Regions from separate parts of the Homo sapiens genome. Here regions 1, 2, 3 and 4 are each linked to region 5. A link is a loop called in an ENCODE intact Hi-C map of the cell type or tissue named here. Cell type or tissue: heart right ventricle. All regions are shown on one strand. Region 1 overlaps ADORA2A-AS1 (ADORA2A antisense RNA 1). Region 2 overlaps UPB1 (beta-ureidopropionase 1). Region 3 overlaps UPB1 (beta-ureidopropionase 1). Region 4 overlaps UPB1 (beta-ureidopropionase 1). Region 5 overlaps SPECC1L-ADORA2A (SPECC1L-ADORA2A readthrough (NMD candidate)).

Region 1 (5,000 bases), 62 kb after region 5:
AGACTAGCTACTCTGCAATGGCTATCTTTTTCTGCTTGTGGTCTTGCTTTTCCTTCTTTTTGATTGACCTTCCTGTGCCTTCCACACATCCCTCTGGCTCAGGTATTTTTTTTCTCCTAACTCAGATATTTTTTTTCTCCATACCTCTCAGATATTTTTTTTCTCCTACCTCTCTGGACCTGCACGGTACTTTTGGTAATGTTATCACCTACTATTGTAAACACAGCTACTGTTTATCCCACCTCTGGACCTGCACGATACTTTTGGTAATGTTATCACTTACTATTGTAAACATAGCTACTGTTTATCCCACCTCTGGACTTGCATGGTACTTTTGGTAATGTTATCACCTAATATTGTAAACATAGCTACTGTTTATTAAGCACTAACCATGTGCTGTGTTTGGAGCCTTATGTATGTAACACAAACTATCCAGCTTTTCCTCCTACCCCTCACAATGCACTTTCCAGCCCCTATAAAATCTGTCACTTACAGGCCTGGCACAGTGCCCGGCACATAGCAGGTGCTCAAGAAATGGAAGGTATTATTATCATAATTATGAGAAGAAGCACCATATGACTTATTCATGTTTGACCCCAATGTCTGGTTCGTTTAATATTTGTTTACAAAACTAGGCAATGGGCTGGGCACAGTGGTTTACGCACTTTGGGAGACCAAGGCGGGCAAATCATTTGAGATCAGGAGCTCAAGACCAGCCTGGCAAACATAGTGAAACCCTGTCTCTACTAAAAAAATGGAAATTACTGGGTGTGGTGGCACATGCCTGTAATCCCAGCTACTTGGGAGGCTGAGGCAGGAGAATTGCTGGAACCCGGGAGGCGGAGGTTGCAGTGAGCCGAGATCGCGCCACTGCACTCCCGCCTAGGCGACAAGAGTGAGACTCCGTCTCAAAACAAAAACAAAAACAAAAACAAAACAAAACACATCTAAGCAATTAAGAGAATAAATGTTGAATGGTTGTAAGCCATCTGTAAGACAAACTGTGCAGCTTGCCATGGACTACTGAAACTAACTCTTTCCAGAGTCTGGACAGGACAAGTACATAGTGGGGCTGTGCTGCCCAGATGCATGGCCTGGAAGTCCGGCAAGAAGCTCTTTTTGGCTAGTGACTGCAGAGGCTGAGTATAGAAAAGGGTCGTCAGTGTGTTGCTCCAACACAGGCCAGTATCAGTTTGGCTCCCTAGGTGCAGAATGTGTGGTCAGACCAACTCACTGGGATCAGAGAGAAACATGAGACTGTAAGAGAGGATTCGGATGATGAAGGAATTCCTGATTCTTAGAACTGAAGGCTGTAACTGTTGCACTCACACAGGCACAAAGGTGGGGCTCTGGGGCTCTGGGATTTGGCAATGGCAGTCTAGGAAATAGTCTATGTTAGTCTGGCAAGATGTAGCAGGATATGCCAGTCACAGTGGTGTGCTCCTGTAGTCCCAGCTACTCGGGAGGCTGAGGTGGGAGAACAGCTAGAGTCCCAGCGTTTGAGACCAGCTTGGGTAACACAGCAAGAACCCATTTCAAAACAAACAAACCAAAAAACAACTCACAGAAAAGAGGTAGCAGGACACAAAATTCAGATTCCAGATTCAAGTCTTTGGCAATGCTAAGTTTAAAAGGGGGCTGTGCACTGAGATATCAGAAAGAGACTTGAGTTTAAGGAAACAAGAGATTCAAGATTAGAGCACAAAAGGGTTTTTTTTGTTTTGTTTTGTTTTTTTGAGACAGGTTCTCACTCTGTCACCCAGGCTGGAGTGCAGTGGCACAATCACGGCTCACTGCAGCCTCTACCTCCTGAGCTCAAGTTATCCTCCCACCTTAGCCCCCCAGGTAGCTGGGACTATAGGCACATGTCATGATGTCCAGCTGATTTTTTTTTTTAAAGATGGGGTCTCATTATGTTGCCCAGGCTGGTCTCAAACTCCTGGGCTCAAGAGATCCTCCCACTTTGGCCTCCCAAAGTGCTGGAATTACAGGTGTGAATCACCATGCCCAGCCACAAAAAGGTTTAATGCCCTAAACTAGTTATTAGATTTGGGACATTAATTCAGGCAGGGCTAGCAGCAAGCAAGGTTGAGATCTGAAGTAGGACTCAGATTCTAGGAGTGAGGGCAGAACTAGTCTAGTGTTTAAGGTGGGGCTGAACTTGCCAGTGGTTGAGTTTGTTGCTGGGGCAGAGAACCTGGTAAGTTATTACAATACTGTAAGCCCTCCACAATGAATCATTAGTATACCTTATAGCTTCTCAGAGTACACAATCTACTTAGCTTCAGTATAAAGTATTTTAAGATGCCAATTATCTGCAGATGGTGAAGTATAGAACATAAGTCTGTTTGGCCTAACTTAACAAATACATAATTCTTTCTACACACTTGTTTCGCCCCGGGCTGTGTACCTATTTGACCTCTTAACCCCCATCGATTTTTGTCCCCTTACGATTCTCCAGATACAACCACTTCCAATTTGAAATTGCTCTTTGCAACCATGAGGTAGTTGTTTCATCCCCAGATTCTGGGACCAGAACTCTTTTCACCATTAGGTTCCAGAAACTAGGGTCCAAATACTCTTGCAATAAAGTGTTTCCTTTAAACCAAATCCAACCAAACATACTTTTAAAAAAGTTAATAATAAAATCTTCCCATCATCTGGCTCTTCAGTAAACTCACAGTTACTGACTTTTACTTCATCAAATACCAGGCTGTCTTGTATCGTTCTTTGGCTTATTTATGGTTCTTTGGATTTGACATCCCTAAGGTTTTCTTGGTTCATATTACAGCAATATACAGAAATCACAGACTGTAATTCAACTACCCATCTGATGACTGACTATCTTCTACAACACTCCCACCAAGTGGTCATCTGGACCGTACCTGAACACCCTGAATGAGAACTCATCACTTGCAGAGACTGCCTATTTCATTTTTTTTTATATCACCCAATGAAAATAACTGTATTGGCCTGAAATATCCTCCCTAAGTTTCTTGAGACAGAGTCTTGCTCTGTAGCCCAGGCTGGAGTGCAGTGGCACGATCTCAGCCCACTGCTACTCACTGCTACCTCTGCCTCCCGGGTCCTGGCTCAAGCAATTCTCCCGCCTCAGCCTCCCAAGTAGCTGGGATTACAGGCACATGCCAACATGCCCAGCTAATTTTTGTATTTTTAGTAGTGACGGGGTTTCACCATGTTGGCCAGGTTGGTCTTGAACTCCTGACCTCATGATCTACCCGCCTCGGCCTCCCAAAGTGCTGGGATTACAGGCGTGAGCTAGCACGCCTGGCCTCCTCCCTTAGTTTCTATCCATTGACTCCAGCTCCTCTCCTTAGGGACATGTGGAACAAATAAAAACCTCTTATATGTGGCCCCTTCAGAAATCTGAATGAAGTGACAATATCCTTCCTGAGTTTGTTTGCCTTGTTTTGCTAAATATATGTTCCAAGTGCCTTTAACATTTTGTTGTTGTTGTTGCTGTTAGATCTCTCTTTTCTGCATATTCAAGATGATCTATATGTCGTGTAGCTATCCCAGAGCTAGATTAATTTCAGGTGTGCTCTGGTCAGCACAGAACAGAATGAGATAGTCATCTTCCTTGTGTTCTGCACACTATACTTCTCATAATGCAACCTAAGATTATATCAGCTTTTTTTGGCAGCCACACACACTGTTGACTCACATTGAGCTTCTAGTCAACTCAATACCCCTAATTCAGCCACACGTACTGCTGCTAGGCCCAATGCATACTTCTGCAATTGTTTTAGCGGGGAGGAAGTGGTAAAGAGAAAGATTTATCACATTGATACTTCATGAAATTTGGGGCCCAAAAATTCAACCTGGGATTTTGCATTCCTGTCATACATAAGCCTATGCTTAGTTTGCTATCCTAAATGATTAGACAAACTAGTGATGAGTCATGGACTGGAGTTCAGCTTAGGCTAGTCAGCTTTGCTTTGTTTCATGGTCTCATGCAGCCTTCTCAAAATTACCGATCTTTCAAATGTATGCTATTTATCCCGAGAAGAACTGGTGGAAAGACTATAAATGATTCAATGCAAAGCCATTATCACCACTGAAAAAAACAACGCAAAGATAAGTATCCAGTACATTAAAGATGGTATATTTATAATTTGCCATGGAAGAATTATATCTAAACACCTTCTCCTTGATTAAAAATAGCATCTATAGAGATAATGCTATATAGATTTTCAAAGATATTTCAACTTAGCTTATTCCATTCCTTCAAGAAAGTGGGGAAGGTATCATTATCCTCATTTCTAGTTCAGTTCAGTCCTTATTGTACCCATGGTATTCCAACACAAGTGAGACCCACCCCATGTGATTAAGGCACTCATATCCAGGGTGTTCTCATTTCTAGTCCAGTTCAGTCCTTATGGGACCCATGGTATTCCCACACAAGTGAGACCCAGTCCGTGTGATTAAGGCACTCTTATCCAGGGCGTTCTCCTGTAAGTGTCAGGCAACATCTGCTCTGCTTGCCCTTGCCATCTGGATTTTAAAAAGGATCTCATACTCCGTTAATCATAAAATCATAGAATCTATGAGAATTAGTCTAATATCTTTGAAGATTAGGAAGAGGTATCAAATAATGCACCTAAAGTTTCAGTTACCTAATAGTAAAACCAGGATTAGAACATATTTATATTCTAACCAGTATTCAGACCAATCTTCTTTCTCTTACACTACTATTTCTCAAGATACAAGTAGGTAACTGTCTGTTATCTACAGCAAGGACATTTCTGAAAATGGGATCTGAGATACACATTCTCTGCAACTCAAGAATGTTATGGCTAAGGATCCCACCAAACTCCTAATCCAAGGGAATATGGGCCAGGAAGCTAATCAGAGAGGGATGAACCATGAGATGCTGAACCAGCGACTTCCCAGTAAACAGATTTGTGCTATATGAAGCAGCTCCCCCAATATCTACCATTGTTAGAGCCACTTGAGGATTTAGACCACTTGTGTTCTAG
Region 2 (5,000 bases), 80 kb after region 5:
TTCTTATTCTGTCTCTCCCTCCTCCTCACTGATCTTTCCACTTCTCTCCAGCTATTGATCTGAAGCTCCATTTACCAACCGGGAGGGTGCCCTTTTGGCCTGCTCGTGCTCTCCACGGGACGCTGCCTCTCAGCTGCCTGCCAGGAGGCGGCCAGCCAGCACACGCTGGTTGGGACCGTCTGTCCGTGTGTTCTTCTGCCTTAATCCTCAGGGCGGGGACTCGCTATACCCAGAAGTCTGTCAGTTGTGGTGCCTACAGGATTACGGGAATAGATAGGCATTCGCTTATGACCTCAGAGTTAGTAAATAAAGGTGACAGCATCTTGTATCTCCCTAAAGAAACATGTTGTCACAGGCGCAGGTGGTTTGCTTTATACACTTCTCCACAGCATTCCTCCAGCTGCTCAAACTTTCAGGGATTTTCCTGCACAGGTTTCCTCAGGATACGGCGTGTTTGAGGATTCTTAGGGATTCTGGAGAAACCTAAGGCCTCTTGGATTCCAGGTTTGGTTCTGCATCATCATTCACATTGGTCCTTCCTTTGCTTTTGTTGGATTCACAGATGTCTGGTTCTCAGTTCTCTCACTTTTTGTATCAGGATTTGTTTTTTGTGGATATGTCCCCTCTATCATCCCAGACTGTCAAGTCATAGGACCAGCTATGTTTTTTTCACGTGCACAGGGCCTAGAAGTATGCTTTGCGTTTTGCTAACACCAAGCAAATGTGTGTTTGCGGGGCTGATGCTGTCAGCAAATATCCACAAAGCCATGGGGTGCACAGCCTCTCAAAGGAGGAGACTATAGGCCTTGTGGAGAGTTTGTGCGCTCTGGGTTTTCAGCCTGGTTCCTTTGGTCTGTCTTTGAACAAACGCTTTTGAATGTCTCCTGGGAGCCAGGCATTGTGCCAAGGACAAGCAGACAATGAGGATGCTTTCTTCCTATCCCCAAGGAGCCTGTGGGGTCCTGGGAGTGACAGACAGCAGAGGAAGAGTGGCACACAAAGCAGTGGCACACAATGGCTCCCGAAGGCCAGGGGATGCTGAGTTACCTTGACACTTGGCCCATAGCTGTGAGAGCCTGCAGAGGCCCACAGAGGGGTGACATGTGACATAGATAACACCTCCAGGAAGATTAGGTGGGAGGAGGGAAGTACATTCCTGGCCCAGGGCACAGCACACACCAAAGCACGGGGATTTAAAAGAGCCAGAGAGGCGAGGCATTCCATGATAAGATGCACACAGGATAAGTAGGATAAGTGTGGAACCAGGCTTGCCTCTGAAGGCAGGAGAGTGGGGAGCGGAGTCCCGGGCCAAGGGGGTGGCTGACCTGGGAGATGGGTGTGAACGTGGGCCCTGGACCGGAAGCAGCACCATCCTCATCCCTGCCTCTCAGCAACCCCACAGGTCAGGTGGCAGCCTCCCCATTACCAGGTGAGGAAACTGAGGCAGTGTCCAAGTGTCTGACCCCAGAGCCTCTGCACCTCCAGCTTTTCATGCAGATTTTGGACATCAGGAGATAACCAAATATAGAACCTCCCCACCCTACTCCTCATACCTGCCCAGGTGGGCATTGATTTTTCCATATGCATTAGGATGAGATCCTAAAAATTGCCTTACCAATAGAACTAAATGGATTCTAATCCTTTTTAAATTCTCAGGTCTCTGCCCTTCATAGACGCATAAAGGCTATCGTAGAGGTGGCTGCAATGTGTGGAGTCAACATCATCTGTTTCCAGGAAGCATGGAGTGAGTCTTTTTTATGGTGCTTTCTCTGCTGCCTTCAAACAATTGTGTATTCTCTCCATGTTGCCAAGAGTGTCTGCTGCCTGACTTTTAAAGAATCTCCTTTGTTTCCTCATCCATGGAAAGTTCTCCGTCCACATCACCAGGAACCCCGGCCTCCCTGCTGTTACGCACCGAGCTGTTGTCTGATTCCTTCAGTTTTCCCACATCGTTCTGAATCCATTCGCTCCTCTCCATCTCTCTACCACCACCTGGTCCAAGCCCCTGGCAGCTCACCTCTGGCTTTTGTAATTCCCTCCAGCTGGTCTCCTGTGCCCTCCTGACCAGGACTTCTTTACCTTCAGATCTCAGCCCAGAGCCAGCCCCCCCATCTAAACATCCTGGTAGTATGTACCTTTGTGGTTTTTATTTTTATCAGAGTTTTACATGCTCATGGTTTAGAGTCAGATGGGTGTACAAGGTCTGTTACCAAAAAATAGCTATTATCCCCAGCATCAACACTGAGCTAGTTCCTTTGGAATTTACCTTTGTTAGTGTTGCTACTTCCTAATTTTTTAGTTTTGCATCACCTATTGACTTCCCCCTATGGAAGATGTCAGTGTTAGCCCTTTCTTGCCTCCTCCTGGCCCTTCGACATACATGTGTCCTTGTTCTATCCCCCCAGCCCATTTTGTCAACTTTGATTCCTTTTCTTTTTTTTTAAGACAAGGACTTACTCTGTCACCCAGGCTTAGAGTACAATCACAGCTCACTGCAGCCTTGATCCCAGGCCCAAGCAATCCTCCCACCTCAGCCTCCCAAGTAGCTGGGACCACAGGTGCACACCATCACGCCCAGCTAATTGAAAAAAAAAAGTTTGTAGAGATGGAGATCTCACTATATTGCTAGGCTGAACTTTGATTTCTTTTCCTGAATTATTTTCTGTTTTCCCTAGAGTTTGCTTTGTTTTCTACTTGCCACGCATTCAACCCCAAACTTTCTATCAATTCCTAAATCTCCCTTAATGTGTTTTAGACGCATCAAACAGTCTATCAGTTTCATCTCCTCCAAGGAATCTGCCCCAGAGCCTTGTGACTGCTGTGGTCTGAATCAGGTGCCCCCTCTGCTGGCCACACAGTTATTGTCCTGGGATCCCCCCTCATCATCACCCTGGGGAATCCCTTTGCCTTGCTCTTGTGTTTCTCTGTTCCCACAGCTTCCTCTTTCTTGGTTTATACCCTTATTTTAGTGGAGTGGTGTAGTGGATCCTTATAGATTTATGTTGCCTCGGCATCCATGTTGAATACAAGTTTAACTCTCTCATACCAGCGGCAGGGCTCGGTCACGCTGGACACAGTTTCCAGATCTACACCACACCGAGATGGCTCAAGCCAAGTGGCCAGAGGTAAGAACTTAAGAGGCCTCTCTCCCACCAGCAGACTGGGCTGCCCACTTTCCTGCTGCTTCCTTTAAATGGACCATCCAGGCATTTGGCCATTAACTTAAGGTGACCACATCTTAGTCATTATGTGTACTGCTAGTTGCCCCATACTCTCTCTGACTCTTCATTTCTCCCTCATCTGACCTGGGGACAGAGGACTGCCCTCCTGACTCATGGCACTCTCCTTGCCCAGGATCTGTAAGTAAAAAAATCTTTAAACTTGTTTCCTATTGCGATTGTGTGTTGAATTTGCACCTTCCATGAGAAGAACCAGGGGCTGCCCCAGGCTGGGTTTTCCTTGGGATACCGGTGGAAACACAAAGTTGGGCTCCTAGGGCCAGAGTGGTAGTCAGGCAGGGACAGGTCAGGCAAGAGCTGCCACACAGCATGTGCCAGTATAAACAAGTTTCACGTATGAGGGACCCCCTGGTCACGGGTTGGACAGACAGGCATTAGGCTGTCCACCATGTACAAGATGTATCCTGTGAAAGGCACACTGTAGAGACCACATCCAGCTCCCTTCATTTCCTGTTAGTGCTGGGTTGCCAACCGCTCTGGTACTGGAGCCCCCATTTAGCTAGGGACTCTCAGAACAAGTAGTTCCCTGAGGAAGAACACATCAGAGGTAAACTTTTTGAGGCCTTGCCCATCTGAAAATATGTTCCTTCTACAATTTTCTTGATAGTTTGGTTGAGCATCAAATTTTAGGTTAGAAATCATTTTCCTTCAGAAGTTTGAACACATTGTTCCATTGTCTTCTAGTTTTTTGGGCATTGTTGAGTAGTCCACAGCCATTTTAATTTGTGACCCATTGTCTATGACTTGTTTTTCTCTGGAAGACTGTAGGAGTTTCTCTTTTTCACCAGTACTCTACAATTTCATAATGATATTCCATTGTGTATATCTATTTTAATCCACTCTAGGCACTCAGTGGGTTCTTTTAGTCTAGAAACTTGGGTTCTGAAGCTCTAGGAAATGTTCTTGCATTATTTCATTCATTATTTTCCCCTCTTTTTTTCTCTTTCTAGACAGTCCTACTATTAGGATGTTGGAACCCTGGACTAGTTCCCTAATTTTGTTATGTATTTCCTCCTTTTTTTTTTTTTTTTTTTTTTGATACGTGGTCTTACTCTGTCACTGAGGCTGTAGTGCAGTGGCACAATCACAGCTCACTGCAGCCTTGACCTCCCAGGATCAAGCAATCCTCCCGCCCCAGCCTCCTGAGTAGCTGGGACCATAGATGCATACCACCACACCTGGCTAATTTTCTTGAATTTTTTTTTTTTTTTTTTTTTGTAAAGATGAGATCTGTGTTGCCCAGGCAGGTCTCAAATTCCTGGGCCCAAGCAATTCTCCCACCTTGGACTCCCAAAATGCTGCAACTATAGGCGTGAGCCACAGGGCCCAGTCACCACTTTGTCTTTTTGCTCAATTTTCTGGTGGATTTGATCTGATTTGTCAGTCAGCCCTCCTATTCAACCTTTCATTTCTGCTGTCAAATTTTGAATTTACTAGTGTTCTTTTGGTCTGAAAGTCCCTGTTGTATTACATCCTGTTCTTGCATCATGGTTGCGATATCTTCTCTTACCTCTAAGGATACTAATATTAAGTAAATTTTGTTTTCTCTCTTATTCCAAGAGTCCTTATTCCAAGTTGGACGCTTTGTTTGATTGCTCATATTTTAAGAATTGGGGATTAAAAATCTGTGAGCTCTGAGTTTGTAGTAGGGGCTCACCCACTGAGCTCCATTATAGGGTGATCTGATTTAGTGGTAATTCCCAGGTAATCCCAGTGTTAGTATCTCTGGGTCATTCTTTTCAGGCTGGTCAGAGTCCCCAG
Region 3 (5,000 bases), 94 kb after region 5:
TGGAGGGAAACCTGGGCCACCCCGTGTTCCAGACGCAGTTCGGAAGGATCGCGGTGAACATTTGCTACGGGCGGCACCACCCCCTCAACTGGCTTATGTACAGCATCAACGGGGCTGAGATCATCTTCAACCCCTCGGCCACGATAGGAGCACTCAGGTCACTCAGTTGGTGGGGTCTGGGGGGCTTCCTGGGGCCCAGCCAGCTAAAGCCCAAGGCTGGGCTGTGGAGCTCCAAGGTGGCAGCAGGCAGGCGCAGCCACCAGGATGTTAACAGAGCTGAGCCCCCAGGATTGCATGTTGTACATGTGACCAGCTTTTCAGTGAAAAGAATCCTCAAGATGGCAATGAGCAATCCCCCACCCGCAGCAAGAGCTGCTCTACAGTAAAACACCAACCTCTGCTGTGATTCTGAACACTGAGATGAAAATAATTCCCCCCTTTCCCTGTAGTCAGCAGGGGGCTTCAAAAAGCCCCACATTGGGCTGAGCTCGGTGGCTCACACCTGTAATCCCAGCACTTTGGGAGGCCGAAGCAGGTGGATCACTTGAGGTCAGGAGTTTGAGACCAGCCTAGCCAACGTGGTGAAACCCTGTCTCTACTAAAAATACAAAAATCAGCCAGGCGTGGTGGTGTGTGCCTGTAGTCCCAGCTACTCGGGAGGCTGAGGCAGGAGAATCACTTGAACTTGGGAGGCGGAGGTTGCAGTGAGCCAAGATGGCACCACTGCACTCCAGCCTGGTGATAGAGCGAGACTCCATCTCAAAAAATAAAACAAAACAAAACGAAAAAACAAAAAAGAACCCCCACATCTAAGTCCTTGGAGCATAGTAGGTGCCTAGCCAGCATTGGCTCTTGGATGGGGAACTGTGGATTCCTAGTCCTCACATCTGCAGCATCCTGCACAGGCAGGACAGACATCTGGACAAGAGAAGCTGCAAATGAGGGAGTTGGAGATCAGTCGAGGAAACTTGTCTTTAACCAGAGAAGGGTTTTATTTTTATAACACATAACAAGTGTTTCGGTGTTAGCCTCACCCCTAAACAGATAGAACTGCCCTTGTCAAGGCAGGGCTGGGGGATGAGGGGAGGGTGGCCCCGGAAGCCCGAGAACTGGGCAGTACCCCACCCCTGGGGCCCCTCATTTAGGAGGGGCATCCAGCGAGCTGATCTGACTGCATGACTCTGCTGCTGCTGCCTCTCTCTTCCACAAAGGCTGAGCATTTGGGTGGTTTCCAGTTTTGCATCACTACAAGTAACAGAACTCTAGGAATTTATGTGCAAATACTTTTCTCCCCAACTCACTTCTTTCCAAGCAGGATTCCTGCAGCAGGAGGTGCTGGCTTTCACTTTCTGTGGTCTTGGCTGCCAGTGTCCCCAGCAGGACAGGGGTGTGCCCTGTCCTGCCATGGGTGGGGAGCAGGGGGAGTTCTGGTGGGTGTGCAGCTTTAGTCTCTGTCAGCCTGCACTTGTCTCTCTTGTCCTCATTCTTGACTAAATTTCAGTTGAATTTCTTCTTTTTTTTTTTTCTTTGAGACGGAGTCTTGCTCTGTCACCCAGGCTGGAGCGCAGTGGCGCAATCTTGGCTCACTGCAAGCTCCGCCTCCTGGGTTCACGCCATTCTCCTGCCTCAGCCTCCCAAGTAGCTGGGACTGCAGGCGCCCGCCACCATACCTGGCTAATTTTTTGTATTTTTCGTAGAGATGGGGTTTCACCGTCTTAGCCAGGATGGTCTCGATCTCCTGACCTTGTGATCCACCCACCTTGGCCTCCCAAAGTGCTGGGATTACAAGCGTGAGCCACTGCCCCCGGCCAAATTTCAGTTGAATTTCTTCTAAACGTCAGGGTGTGACATTTACCTTTTCTTTTCATACAGTGCCCCTTTCTCAAGAGTAATATCCCCTCCCCATTCAACATTTATTTACATAGCAGGTTCCTTCTGGAGCCAGAATGCAACCCCTCCTCTGTTACCTCAGGTCTACCACCCTGCCCATGTACCTGGAGGTCTGGTCCATGTCCAGGAGGGGTACTGTTGGGTAGAAGGGGAATATCAGGCCTCCATCTCCCCTCAGAGAACATACTGGAGTCTCATGGTGGTCAGATCACCAGTGATAGCATTCATTGGTGGTTGTCAGTAGGGTTTTTACTGGTCATCCAGCTACCAGGCCTGGGCAGAACTTTGGGGCCACCCCCTAAAGCAGCCCCCTCTGCTGGCTCTGGGTAAGACACTTGGCAAGCTCCATCTTCCCACTGGGGTCCCTAGAGGAACCCGAAGCACTAGGGCATCTGGCTTCTGGGCCAGGGCAGACAAAGTTGTGGCTGTGGACTCAGATGGCTCCTCGCCTTGTGTGTGCAGAGGCCCTCCCTGACCCTCCTATCTCAGGCTTTTATTGGCTCCAGTTAGGCAAACAGAAGCACCCCAGTGTAATATGCATATAATTGCTATGTCCTCAGCAGCCTATTAGGCTTATTAAAAATGATTGATTTTTCTTTCCTCAGCCAAGAATCATCCAACCCTTGGCTTTCCAGGGTGTGGTGAGGCTGGCAGTAAAAACTAACAGGTCTTTTGGAAAGCAGTATGTTTCATGAGCTCCTAAAATGCTCATGCCCTTTGGCCTGATAATGATGCTCCTAGAACTGTAGCCTGAAGAAACAATCTAAAAGAGGAGGGAAGGCCAGGCACAGTAGCTCACATTTGTAATCCCAGCCCTTTGGGAGGCCAAGGCTGGCGGATCACTTGAGGTCAGGAGTTTGAGACCATCCTGGCCAACATGGTGAAACCTCATCTCTACTAAAAATACAAAAATTAGCCGGGCATGGTGGCAGGCACCTGTAGTCCCAGCTACTTGGGAGGCTGAGGCAGGAGAATCGCTTGAACCTAGCAGGTGGAGGTTGCAGTGAGCTGATATTGCACCACTGCGCTCCAGCCTGGGTGACAGAACAAGACAGAAAAAAAAAACAGGGAAAGGCAATGCATGTGAAGGTGCTCACAACAGCTTACTTACAATAAGGGAAAAGCTGACAGCGGGGGAAGTGTCTGAGCTAAGCACATTACAGCCCACCTCTTCCACAGGTTATTGTACAGCCACTATAAAGAGTCATGATGAAGGTAATGCAAAGTGATGAAAGCCTGTGAGCAAGAAAAAGACGTGTTCAGGCTGTGGTCAGAACTCTTGGAAAAAAAAGGAAAAAAAAGTTTGCCTATGGATGAGGATAGTCATGGAGTGTGGATAAAAGGCAACAGGTGGTTTATTAAGATGGTAGGATCCTGGCTTGTTTTCTTAAAATGATGAATGATGGAATTGATAGTGTTTTTCAGCATAATGCTGGGCAAATCCCCACCAGCATTGGATCACAGCATCCAGAACCATCCATCCCCTTTTCTGGCACCTTCTGCCGCCTGTATTAGAGACAGACATACACATGTGCATGCACACACATGGGTCAGCAGGGTGTCCTCATTCATTTTTGAGTCCCACAGTTCTAAGTACATAGTAGTGTCTGAATGCTTTTGATTAGGTTATCCTCATAATCCAAGGATGTGTCCCTTACAGCTTGGGTGACCAAAGATTTCTACCACCTGTGTACATTCATTGGCAAGTCACCATCCTATCCTCTTGCTGCATCTTGCCTTTCCACTGCGATTATTTTTAGGGGTGTGTGTGCACCGCGCTGGGAATATGGCAAACGTCCCCACTCCCCATCAGACGTCATGATTCCTGCACACACTGGGCTCTCACTAACCCCAGCTTCCTTTCCCCTGGTGGTTTTGAGAGCATAAATTTTATTTCCAGCTGTGGGTTTGGGTCCTATGCAGAACACCTCCCTGGAGAATTGCAACTAAGATGTTTATGGCAATCGCCCTGCAAGTGTCTATTTAATTCCTGAAAATGTCATTTACTGGTGTGTTTCTGTAAAAATCATTTCTGAAAAGTTTTGTCAGCTTGGCTTAGCAGCTGGGGGAAAAAAGCAGCAAAATGAGTCCCCTCAATCAAGCCTGTGATTTTTTATTTTTTCAGACTCATGAATCCTCCTGAGAATTAGGCTTATGACAAGCACCCACCCCCTCCACCTACTCCCTGGTTTAAACCAGGTGCCTGCTGACACGAAGGAAGATTCCGGGGCATTTTGATCCTAGTCACACAGTGTTTCTAAGTGGGCATTACTCCTGTCAATCCACAGTCTTAAAGATGTTCCTCAGACAAAAGATAATTAGTGACAAGAAGGCCCACTAGATTCCATGTCATATCTTAGTTGGCGGGCCAGAGAAGGACAGGGTCTCTGGTTGGGGCCGTGTCTCCCATCGCATTCTCCCTTTGCAGGTGCTGAAGTGAGGAAGGCCCACAGCTCAGCCAAGCACATGGGGTGCCTCCCTCCTGGGCCACTAGCCCACTGGCCAGTAAGAGAACCAGGGAGCCTTTACTTAGAGACTCAAGGTTCAGAAGAGGGAAATGGGAAGTCACTGGGAAATGGCCCAGCTTGGAGGAGGTGACCCTGCTGCCGAATCTGACCCCTTATCCTATTACCTAAGTTCCTTTCTTGTTTACTGGCCCTGAAATCACCCGCTTTGGAGATTGCCTTGCAAGGCAGCATAGCAGAGTAGGAGAGTTAGGGTAGGGCAGGTACAGCCTGTGCTCAGCCCTCACAGGCCCTGCACAAGCCCACCAGGCCCCCGGCTCCCTTCTGGCATTCACCAGGAGAGGTTCTGCCCAGCCCAGCAGGTGGGTTCCAGGAGAAGGGATGGAGGTGGGAAGTGGTGGTTATGGAACTCCTACCACTTGGATCTTCACCTGCATGGTCATTCAGTCTTCATAGTCTTCTTTTGAGGACATTTCAGAAAAGGAAACTGAGGCTCAGGATGAGGATTTGATCCAGGGCTGCTAATTCTTCTGACAGAGCACAGCCACGTGGCTTATGCCTGCAGCAGGCCCTTCCCAAAGGCTGTTCAGGCCAGGGCAAGGTGCTGAGGACAGGCTGGCCTGGTTGCAGGTTTGGGGTGTGACC
Region 4 (5,000 bases), 100 kb after region 5:
TAGAAGTGACACCTCTCAGAAGGGTGACATTTAGACATTTCCCCAGGGGCAAAGGGAAGCAGCATAAGGGGGCCATTTGCAGCAATTTGCTGGGCCTTCAGGCCTGAGATGAGAGACAGGCCTTTTGGGCCTCAGCATTTGGCAGACACTGGGGAGGATGGCATGGACTCCGTGTCCTGGGCCTGCCTCAAGGTGCCTGACCCTCTGTGGAGCCCACAGTGCATCTACACAAGCTCACAGATGTGTTTCTTTGTTCCTTTAAAGCTCACCAGGACTTTGGCTACTTTTATGGCTCGAGCTATGTGGCAGCCCCTGACAGCAGCCGGACTCCTGGGCTGTCCCGTAGCCGGGATGGACTGCTAGTTGCTAAGCTCGACCTAAACCTCTGCCAGCAGGTGAATGATGTCTGGAACTTCAAGGTAGGTCCCCAGGACCCCTGTTGTTGCCTGCTCCTCTGCTTTGGCCCTCATCCTGCTCTCAGGAACTGCTGTTGCGGGGTTGCCCATGGCAGCATGAGGTACCAGCTCCCACCTGAGGGCTCTGTGTGAGCTGAGGGCTGAATCTCTGCCTCCTTGCTGGCTCCCGGGAGGAACAGTTGGGTCAAACAATGTACAAGCAGCAGGCTGCAATAAATTCTCCTCTCATCTGATTTAGATTCTGGGTGCCTTCAGACAAATTAATCTCAATTTCATTTGTCCAGAGAATAGAATGGATTGGCTCCTCTAATCCTTTTTCCTTTCCAGGCATTTGCACTTATCACAAGATAAATATGCATGTCTGGTTCTGCTTGTGGCCAGTCCCTGCAGTCTAGGCCTTGACGATAGCAGGAAATGGGTCATGCAGAGAAATGGAATCTAGGCCTGGCTCTGCCACAGCCTTCCTTCCTTGGTCACCTTAATTAAGCCCCTTGTGCTCCCAAGCCTTAGTACTCCCAGTTGTAAAATACGGGGCTTAACTCGAAGGTCCCATGCTGGCTTTGACACCTAATGCCCTGTGATGTCAGGAGTCAGAGGAATGGAGATGTCTGCCCTCCTGGGATGGGACTCCACCCTAGAAAGGCTCACAGCTTCAGAGTTTGCTGTATTAGTGTCCGAAAGTATTTCCACCAACTCAGCACCCCTTTTTCTTTTTTGGTGGAGTAGGGGGCATGGAGACAAGGTCTTGGCTCTGTCATCTAGGCTGGACCAATGGCACAGCCATAGATCATGGCAGCCTTGACCTCCTGGGCTCAAGCCATCCTCCCACCTCAGCCTCCCGAGTAACTGGGACTATAGGCGTGCACCACCACCACACCCAGCTAATTTTTAAAATTTTTTATAGAGACCGAGTCTCACTATGTTGCCCAGGCTGGTCTTGAACTCCTGGCTTCAAGCAATCCTCGCACCTCGGGCTCCCAAAATACCAGGATTATAGACATAAGCCACTGTGCCCTGCCTCAGCAACCTTTTATAAGCAAATTGTATATGCAAATGTCCATTGTTATAACTGACTTTGCCCGGTGTGACTAAAAGACCACCAGGGCCTCTAATCCACCCAGACATGGGCTTTTGGCCTTGATCCTGTTTTCTGAGCATGGGTTCCTCAGTCTCGGATCCTTGTCAGACAAACAAGGTATTGGGCATGAGAGAGTCTCCTGACCTCTCTCTCCTCTTCCTGGGCAACTAGGATGAATGTAGGATTCCACCCAAATCAGAAGGGAGCCAAGAATGCTGGCCAACTCTTTTTAATAAGTATCCCAGGAGCAGTAAACCAAATGTTTTCTCATTAGACACTTCTTAGAAGCAGAAGCCTTCCCAACTTTGGTAATGGGCCTGAGCTCCTGTCAAGGCTTTTGGGAGTAATCCACCTTGGGAAAGGAGGGAGGGAGGGAGGGTGTGCTGGGTGTGAGCACTGTGGGTGGGCTTTCCAACTCCACCAGCCTCTGTATCCACGATGAGATGCCACATGGAGTAGACAGAACTCCAGGCCCATCCAGGAGCCCCTGGTTCAAATCCCAGCCTTTTCTACAACTGGCTAGTGACCTGGAGCAGGTCACTCCTCTCTGGGCTGTAGGATGCTCTTCTGGGGAGCAACAGGACCACGGGACTCCCCTTCTCCATCCTGCCTCAGCAGACCACACTTTCTGGATAGACAGGTCGAAGGGGTCACAGCAGCCAATGCTGGGCTGTATGAGTCATTGTAGCATCTGTGAACTTTGCCACAGTACTAGAATCAGTGCCAAGAGGTCACTGTCAACGAGCCTTCCTGATGCGTTCCTGCCCCATGACTGCCCTCCAGTGGCAAGAGGTGGTGGCGTGTAAGTGATGGGGATTTATAAAACCAGAACCTCTAAAGTACATCTGTGTTTTGCTTTCAGATGACGGGCAGGTATGAGATGTACGCACGGGAGCTCGCCGAAGCTGTCAAGTCCAACTACAGCCCCACCATCGTGAAAGAGTAGCCGGCTTCAGTGCCTGCCTTGGGGTGAGGAAGACACCTCTGCCCCAGTGGATTAGCAAGTGTGGCAGGCTTAACATGTCCAGGTTCTCCCCAATAACATTGTCCAGGTTGGTTTTAAAATTCCCAGGCAGGGGGAGAGTGGCATGGGGAGTGACTTCTTAATGGGTAAGGGGCTGCTTACTTCTGGGGTATTGGAAATGTTTGGGGACTAGGTAGAGGTGAATGTACTAAATGCCACTGAATTTGTATACTTCAGAATGTTTGTTATGTAAATTTTACCTCAACTAAAAAAAAAAATGCCCAGGTACTGCTTGTGCAGGTGGATTTGAGGTTAGGCAGATGATGCTGTCCATCCCGTACACCAGTGGGAAGAGGGTGAGGGCTGATCCAGAGACCCTGAGCCTACAGCAAGGCTGTGGTGGGTCGGATGGTCTTTGGATGTGTCAGCTTAGCTAGGCCACAGTCACCAGTAATTCAATCAGACACTAATCTAGGTATTTCTGTGAAGGTATTTTGTAGATGTGACAGAAGTCCATTCCCAATTGACTAAGTAAGTGAGATTATCTCAGATAATCTGGGTCAGCCTGACCTGATTAGTCAGAAGGCCTAAAGAACAGAGCTAAGGGTTTCCCTGAGGAAGAAATTCTGCCTGAGGACAGCAGCCCAGTGCTTGGCGAGAGTTCCTGACAGTCTGCCCTTCTGATAGCCTGCCTCACAGAGTTTAGACATGACTAGCCAGCTCCTACAATCACTGAAGTCAATTCCTTGCAATAAATCTCAATATATCCCCTACTGGTTCTGCTTCTCTAGTTGAATCTGACTGATACAGATTTTGGTGCCAAAAGTGGTTCTAGAAAAATAGAATCTTAAAGATGAGTTTTCTGCATTGGTTCTGGATTTTTTTAGAATTCTTCCCTAGTTTGATTGAACTTAAAGGCATCAATGACTCTATTTCCATAGAGTCAGGGTAAAGAGGGTAGTTGGTAGTCCATGGCATGGTGCAGCAATAGTTATTTATGTGCGAGACTAGCCATCAGCCATCAGTTTGTGCCCAGAGTTCCAGCCTGCCCTTTCTGATGGCTTGTCCTGTGGATATCAGACTTGCCTGACCAGATTCCATCATCATAGAAGGTAATTTGTTGCACTAAATCCTTTTATATCTCTATCCATCACCTACTAATTCTGCTAGTTCTGCTAATGTGGTTGAGCTCCATTTTACACATCAGATTACTCACTTCTCTACACCTTGGTTTTTACATCTGTAAAATGGGACTGGGCCAGGTGTGGTGGGGTGGCTTATGCCTGTGATCCCAGCACTTTGGGAAGCCAAGGCAGGTGGATCACTTGAGGTCAGGAGTTCAAGACCAGCCTGGCCAACACGGCGAAACCCCGTCTCTACTAAAAATACAAAAATTAGCTGGGCATGGTGGCGCATGCCTATAATCCCAGCTACTCAGCAGGCTGAGGTATGAGAATTGCTTGAATCTGGGAGGCAAAGGCTGCAGTGAGCTGAGATCACGCCACTGTGCTCCAGCCTGGACAACAGAGTGAGAGCCTATCTCCAAAAAAAAAAAGGGGTGGGGACCATATTCCTGCTTTATGTCAAGACACTGGTAAGAGACAGACTAGATGGGCCAGGGAGCCCCTTGGCAGTTATCAGTGCAGCGCCTATTTAGCCCTGTCCCTGAACAACACGGCAAGAGCCCAACCTGCCAAGTCTCAAATAGCAGTTAACCAGAGTATCGGGTTGGAGGTGGGGTTGAGATTCTGTAATTCCCCGCTTATTGTTCCCAATCAGAGAAGGCAGCCAGAGAAGGCAGCTTCATCCCTTCACTGGCCCAGCAGCTGAACTATATGGAAACCTCCATGTCAGGGCTAGGGTACTCCTGGACAGCCACCAAGGATGAGAAACCCTGATGGAGCTGCCTGGCCACAGCTCTGCGGTAACTTCCTTGAACTCTCTGTGCTGCAGGTTTTCACTTTACCTAATGGCCCTTCTTGCACCTTTAAAAAAAAAAAAAAAAAATTCCAGTCCTACAGACACAGTGAGCTTTTTTGCCTGTTCCTTTAGCTTTCAAAATTTAGTGTCAGCCAAGGCGGGCAGATCACAAGGTCAAGAGATGGAAACCATCCTGGCCAACATGGTGAAACCCCATCTCTACTAAAAATACAAAAATTAGCTGGGTATGGTGGCGCACGCCTGTAGTCCCAGGTACTCAGCAGGCTGAGGGAGGAGAATCACTTGAACCCGGGAGGCGGAGGTTGCAGTGAGCCGAGATCACACCACTGCACTCCAGCTTGGCGACAGAGTGAGACTCCGTCTCAAAAAACAAAACAAAACAAAACACCTTAGTGTTTTTGGTTTCTAGAGGGTGTAATCAACCTAATACAGAAGCCAGCTTAGGTGACAAATTGGTACATTTGTGAAACAGGCATGAATAAATGGACCACAACTCTTTGATTATCTGCAACTCTCATTGCCTGGAAACAGAACAGTCAGGCCCATCTTAGAGTATGCAGGCCCTGTACAGCCAAGGTCATTTCAAGGTTTAACTCATCCC
Region 5 (5,000 bases):
AGGGAGGAGCCCAGTAGGGGAAGGGTGGGGGCCTGGCCTGAGCCGGCCCATCACAGCCTCCTTGGCACTGGCTCCTCATGGGTGGCTGTGGGGACTGTGGAGCTGGCTCTGGGGCTGGAGCCACTCCAGGCCCTGCCTGACCACCCCCTGGCCTCAGGACACAGTTCCACCGGCGCCACTGCTGAGGAATGGAGGAACTGCCCCTTGAGCCCTAGAGGTGAATGTTAAGGGCTTTGGCACTGTGACCCTGAGGACCAGCTTTGGAACAAAGCCATCACTCCCTGCGTGAGGACGTTGCGGCTGCAACCCTCCTGCTGTGGGACTGGGGTGCACATGGCTAGACCATGCATGGGAAGGTCCACGCAGGAAGGTTGCGGGCCCCAGGATGGGAATGGCAGAGGAGTCATTGGGGTCCACACTGGGGGACGAGACAGACCCTCAGAATCGGCTGAGGGCTGGTTTCTGCCTCGTGAGCCCCCTGAGCCCCTCAGGAAGACTCAGGACGCTCCGTGCATGTTTGCTGAGTAAGGGCTTGAATGAATCTGGGTCCAGCAGGTGTGGGCGGGAGGGGTTTGTCCCCACTAGAGGAGAGGTTTTACCTCGTGGAGAGCCCCAGAAGCAAGGATGGGGGGGCCAAGGATGGGGCCAAGGGAGGGCCCCATGGCCGTCAGCATCCCTCACCCCTACCTTGTGGTTTGACTTAACCTCCAGGAGGGGGCAGGGCAGACACAAGATACTCATTTTACAGGTGAGGATATGGGTCCTGGAAGGTCTGCAGGGAAGCCCCTGCCGCTGGTCCCAGGGCGGTGTCCCCACCTGGAGGGGGAGCTCCTCCACTGAGGAAAGCCAGGGCCATGGGAGAAGGCGAGCTCCTTTGAATAGAGGGTCAGCAAAGGCCAGGATGACAGAGAGGGGGGCACCAGGGCCAGGTCTCCTTGGAAAGACCTGGGGACAGCGCCCCAAGAGTCTCATGTGGGTCTCGCCCTTCGGAGTTTAACTCAAGCTGTCTAGGTCCCCACACATCCCAGGGTTTCCTCCTCCACCTTGGACATTAGGGAACACAAGGACCAGGAGAGCCGGGCTAGTTGAATGGGAACGGGGGCCCAGGCTTCGATCCCAGGAATAAGCCAGGGAGGCTGCCAGATGCTCAAGGCTGCATCTGGGTAAGCAATGGTCACTGCCATGGGCCCCATGCTTCTCCTAACACACTGGCCAGGTGCCTGTGTGCCCATTTCCCACCCACCCTCTCCTCCCTGCAGTGAGTGGTAGCTGCTGTGATAGAGGTCATGCCCCCATTCTGCCTTCAGCCTTAGGGTCCAGCCTGGCCCTGGGCAAGCCCCTCCACCCTGGGCCTCTAGCCAGGACCCCACTGGTCCCCAGAGGTTCTAGAATGCAAGGATTCCCAAAAGCCTTTGGCCACCAATGCCCCGGCTGTCTGACATAGCCTGTCCTGTCGTGAACAGTTGGGATTAGTCCACATCCCTCCAGATGCAAGGGTAGAAGGCGGGTCCCCTTGGACAGCTTGGAGGGCTGGACATGAAGTTGTTCCCAGTTGGAAGTCTCCAGAAAATAGGCGAGTGGGGCGGGGGGATGGGGGGGGAATTCCCAGCCTCAGGCTCTAAAATTCCCAGTTAGTCTGTGGTGCAGACAGGACTCCCTGCCTCCTTGTTCAGGGAAGTAGGGGAGGATCAAGGCCACACTGGGCACCAGGAGCTGGAAGAACAAGAGGGTCTCTGGCCCAGAGTCTGGGATGGGGAGAGGCAGAGGGGGCATTGGAAATTGGGGACACATCTTTGAACTGAGATAACAGCTGTTGCCAAGACCAGCACCTGGGCCAGGCTAAGGAAGGGCAGGGCTAAAGGTGGGGGAGCTAAGGGTCAGGCAGGGCCTTGAACGCCGTGTTCAGGAGGCTGGCCTTTATCCCTCAGGACCTGGGGAGCCATGGAAAGATCTGAGGAGCAGGCATTGGGCACAGCTGGACACTGGGGAACGGGTGACACAGGGGCATGGATCCAGCCCAACTCTGATAAGGAACAGCAGAGTTCCACAGGACCATAGTGGCAGAGGCAGCAGTGAGGACTTCTTTTTTATTTATTTGTTTGTTTGAGACAGAGTCTAGCTCTGTCCCCCAGGCTGCAGTGCAGTGGCGTGATCTCAGCTCACTGCAACCTCCGCCTCCCGGGTTCAAGCGATTCTCCTGCCTCAGCCTCCCGAGTAGCTGGGACTACAGGCGCATGCCACCACGCCCGGCTAAATTTTGTACTTTTTTAGTAGAGACAGGGTTTTACCTTGTTAGCCAGGATGGTCTCAATCTCCTGACCTCGTGGTCCGCCCACCTCCGCCTCCCAAAGTGCTGGGATTACAGGCGTGAGCCACCGCGCCCGGCCGGCAATGGGGGCTTCTTAAAAAAGAGGGAGGCTGGGCCCGGTGGTTCACGCCTGTAATCCCAGCACTTTGGGAGGCCGAGGCGGGCGGATCACGAGGTCAGGAGTTCGAGACCAGCCTGACCAACATGGTGAAACACCGTCTCTACTAAAAAATACAAAAGTTAGCCGGGCGTGGTGGCGGGCGCCTGTAATCCCAGCTACTCGGGAGGCTGAGGCAGGAGAATCGCTTGAACCCGGGAGGTGGAGGTTGCAGTGAGCCGAGATCGCGCCACTGCACTCCAGCCTGGGCGAAAGACCAAGAGTCCGTCTCAAAAAAAGAAAAGAGGGAGTGTGGGGGTGGGGCCCGGAGCGCTCCAAGGGGCGGGGAAGGGGACTCCCAGGCCCGAGGACTCCTGGAAGGGAGGTGAGTGTGGCGCTGAGGAAGCGGCGGGACGGATGCGAGCCCGGGAGGAGCGCGCTGGGGGGCCGCAGGCGGGGGATGTGGCGCGGTCCAGGCCCGTCGCGGCCTCGTCCTGACAGGGACACCTGCGGGATCGTCCTTCCAGGATCGCCTGCGGGCCTCGCGGGCCGATGCCTCGGGTCCCCCTCCGGCCTCGGTTTCTCCGCGCAGCGGGGCGGGGCGGGGGCAGCGCGGGTCTCAAAGCTGCCTGCAGGGGGCGCCCGTGAGCGGCGCGGCCGGAGCCGGAGACCCAGCGGCCGCCGAGACAGCGGGAGCCGGCGTGCGAGCGGCAGGTCAGCCGGGGTGCTAGGTCTGGCGTGCGGGGTCCTGGGTGCCGGGTCCGGGGTGCGGGGTGCCGGGGGTCCGGGGCTGGTGGCCGGGCGGCGTGGGGCCGTCGGGGGTGCGGGGCCGGGAGGACTGGGAGGCTGGGGTTCTGCTCCCCTCAGGGTTCCTTTCCCGCCGCCCCGAGACCAGTTCCCCGGCGCGGGGTCCGAGTCCTGCCCCGCGGCGGCTGCCGGCACTGCCTGTGAAGGGCCCAGGCACAGTCACGTCCCAGGCGCAGTTGCGGCGCCGCGTGCGGGACCCTCCGAGCTGTCCCAAACTGCACCGGAAGGCGCGCAGGGGTAGGCGGGGAGGGAAGGCAAGTGCGGCGGCCGGCGCGGCGCGGGGTGCGGAGCCGCAGGTAGCGGGCGGGGAGCGTCCGTCCGTCAGTCCGTCCGTCCGTCCATGCGCCGCAGACCGGCCCCGCGCGCTCGCATGAACCTTCGCGAGCTCCTCCAGCAGGGATGGACCGGGGGCGCAGAGGCGCTTCCTGAGGGGTGGCGGGCCGGGCCCCGGGGCGAGGGAGATTCCCCAGGTGGAGGAGCCGGGCGGAGACCGGTTCCCCGGGAAGGTGAGGCGCGGGCAGAGATACCCGAGCGCCCGGGACGCGCCGAGAAAGGGGGAATCAGGAACGCTGGGCCGAGCGCTGGCGTCTTCCGTGGACAGTGGTGGCGGGAACTGGGTTTGGGGGACCCAGGAGACGACGGGGGACGGATGGGGGTGGGTGCGCGCCTCGGACTGGCCCCGGCCGTCTGTCTGGCTGCCCGGAGCGGAGGTAGGAATGGCGGGAATGGTGGCGGCTCTCGAGGGATTTGGCGCAAGGCGGCCCAAGGGCTTGAGGAGGAGGCCGCGGGCCGGCAGAGCTGAGGTCCCTGTGTCCCGCACTCAGACTTTAGTTGCCCCGACTGTACCATGGGAGGAAGAGGGAGACCCAGGGCTGGGTCCTAGGCTGGGGGAGTCGGGGCCCTGCAAAGACGCGCAGGTGTTTGTGGCCCTTGTTGGAGGGTGAGCCGCAGGTCAAGCCAGCCCTCCGTCGCCATCCTGAAGCACCTCCTCTCTTGGGCTCTGCCACACACAGGGCCTTCTCCCCTATTGCCAGGTGCTCAGGCCGCCTCCACCCTGCCTCTGCTGCCGGCTCCCCCTGGGTTCCCCGGCGGGGCACCCTGCCGATACTCCATGACGCGCCAGGGCTGCCCCAGGGTGCCCCAGCCCTGGGGACCATGGTGGAGGGTTCTGTGGAGCACCGCGGGCCTGGGAAGCTGTTGCGGGGTCGGGGCTTCCTCACTGGCCCTGCTTTGGCCGTTCCTGGAGGCCTTGGGTGGGGCTGGGAAGGCCGGGCCCTGTGGGCAGCACCCCCCCCCCCCCCGCCCAACATCCCGGCAGATCCATGGCAGGGGCGCCTCACAGGCTGGTCCACGGCCACGGTGTCAGTCCCTCCTTGTTCTGCGCTTGCTTTTTGGGGTCTCCCAGCCTCTCCCTAGTCCTAGAGTTTCTCAGGCAAATCCCAGCCACTACCCCTCCATCCGTGTCCCCTGTTTCCCCAGTGCTGAGCTGGCTGAGCTGTGAGCTTTCCTGCTCCTTGCCTCAGGAAGCCAGGGGCAGCCCAGTCACCTCTGGCCAGAGGCGGGCCTTAGGCCAAGGCTGACCTGGCTGGTCTGAGAGCTGTGCTGGGCTTCTTCCCATATCAGTCTGTGAATTACAGATCCCCAAATATGCCCTGCGTCGCGATGGAGGAGGGCAATCAATGGCAATGACTGCCTCATGGGCAACGCGATGTGCTGGAGATTTCAGTGCTCTCGTCTGGGTTCTGGTCTTGCCTCCTCGACCCACTCGCTGAGCAGGTTGCTGTCCCG

The links. Peaks named below come from ENCODE experiments on the same cell type or tissue, not always from the same donor. Only the 100,000 strongest peaks of a DNase experiment are listed, where the experiment ranks them.
Region 1: a loop joins it to region 5, with 3 times the contacts of the local background. A loop is called at or near these places in 37 of 110 quality-filtered maps.
Region 2: a loop joins it to region 5, with 4 times the contacts of the local background. A loop is called at or near these places in 86 of 110 quality-filtered maps.
Region 3: it touches region 5 in a loop (2.4-fold over the local background); 96 of 110 quality-filtered maps call a loop at or near these places.
Region 4: it touches region 5 in a loop (4-fold over the local background); 76 of 110 quality-filtered maps call a loop at or near these places.

The regions. Positions count from the first base shown.
Region 1 is chr22:24,482,933-24,487,932 of GRCh38, forward strand. The region is part of intron 1 of ADORA2A-AS1 (ADORA2A antisense RNA 1); the gene reads right to left. Among named protein-coding and RNA genes, the nearest start is that of ADORA2A-AS1, 9.6 kb to the right of the region's middle. In heart right ventricle, a CTCF peak has its summit at 2,896; no DNase peak of the experiment used is centred here.
Region 2 is chr22:24,500,470-24,505,469 of GRCh38, forward strand. It overlaps UPB1 (beta-ureidopropionase 1), which reads left to right. Exons shown (of 10, transcript NM_016327.3): 3 at 1,657-1,744. Among named protein-coding and RNA genes, the nearest start is that of UPB1, 7.6 kb to the left of the region's middle. RefSeq lists an enhancer at 2,918-3,187. In heart right ventricle, a CTCF peak has its summit at 2,837 (motif pointing left); a DNase peak (open chromatin) is centred at 2,852.
Region 3 is chr22:24,515,214-24,520,213 of GRCh38, forward strand. UPB1 (beta-ureidopropionase 1) reads left to right here. Exons shown (of 10, transcript NM_016327.3): 6 at 1-157. Among named protein-coding and RNA genes, the nearest start is that of UPB1, 22 kb to the left of the region's middle. In heart right ventricle, no CTCF peak of the experiment used is centred here; no DNase peak of the experiment used is centred here; H3K27ac peaks cover 475 bases.
Region 4 is chr22:24,523,355-24,528,354 of GRCh38, forward strand. It overlaps UPB1 (beta-ureidopropionase 1), which reads left to right. Exons shown (of 10, transcript NM_016327.3): 9 at 265-419; 10 at 2,357-5,000. The coding sequence ends at 2,440. Among named protein-coding and RNA genes, the nearest start is that of GUCD1, 29 kb to the right of the region's middle. RefSeq lists an enhancer at 2,385-2,564. In heart right ventricle, a CTCF peak has its summit at 2,280 (motif pointing left); a DNase peak (open chromatin) is centred at 2,267; H3K27ac peaks cover 1,293 bases.
Region 5 is chr22:24,420,839-24,425,838 of GRCh38, forward strand. All of the region lies in intron 18 of SPECC1L-ADORA2A (SPECC1L-ADORA2A readthrough (NMD candidate)), which reads left to right. It also overlaps a transcript of ADORA2A not described here. Among named protein-coding and RNA genes, the nearest start is that of ADORA2A, 4.3 kb to the right of the region's middle. RefSeq lists enhancers at 565-1,174, 3,478-4,129, 4,130-4,780 and silencers at 2,749-3,068, 3,079-3,518. In heart right ventricle, CTCF peaks have their summits at 728 (motif pointing right) and 3,004 (motif pointing right); a DNase peak (open chromatin) is centred at 3,062; H3K4me3 peaks cover 2,485 bases; H3K27ac peaks cover 3,404 bases.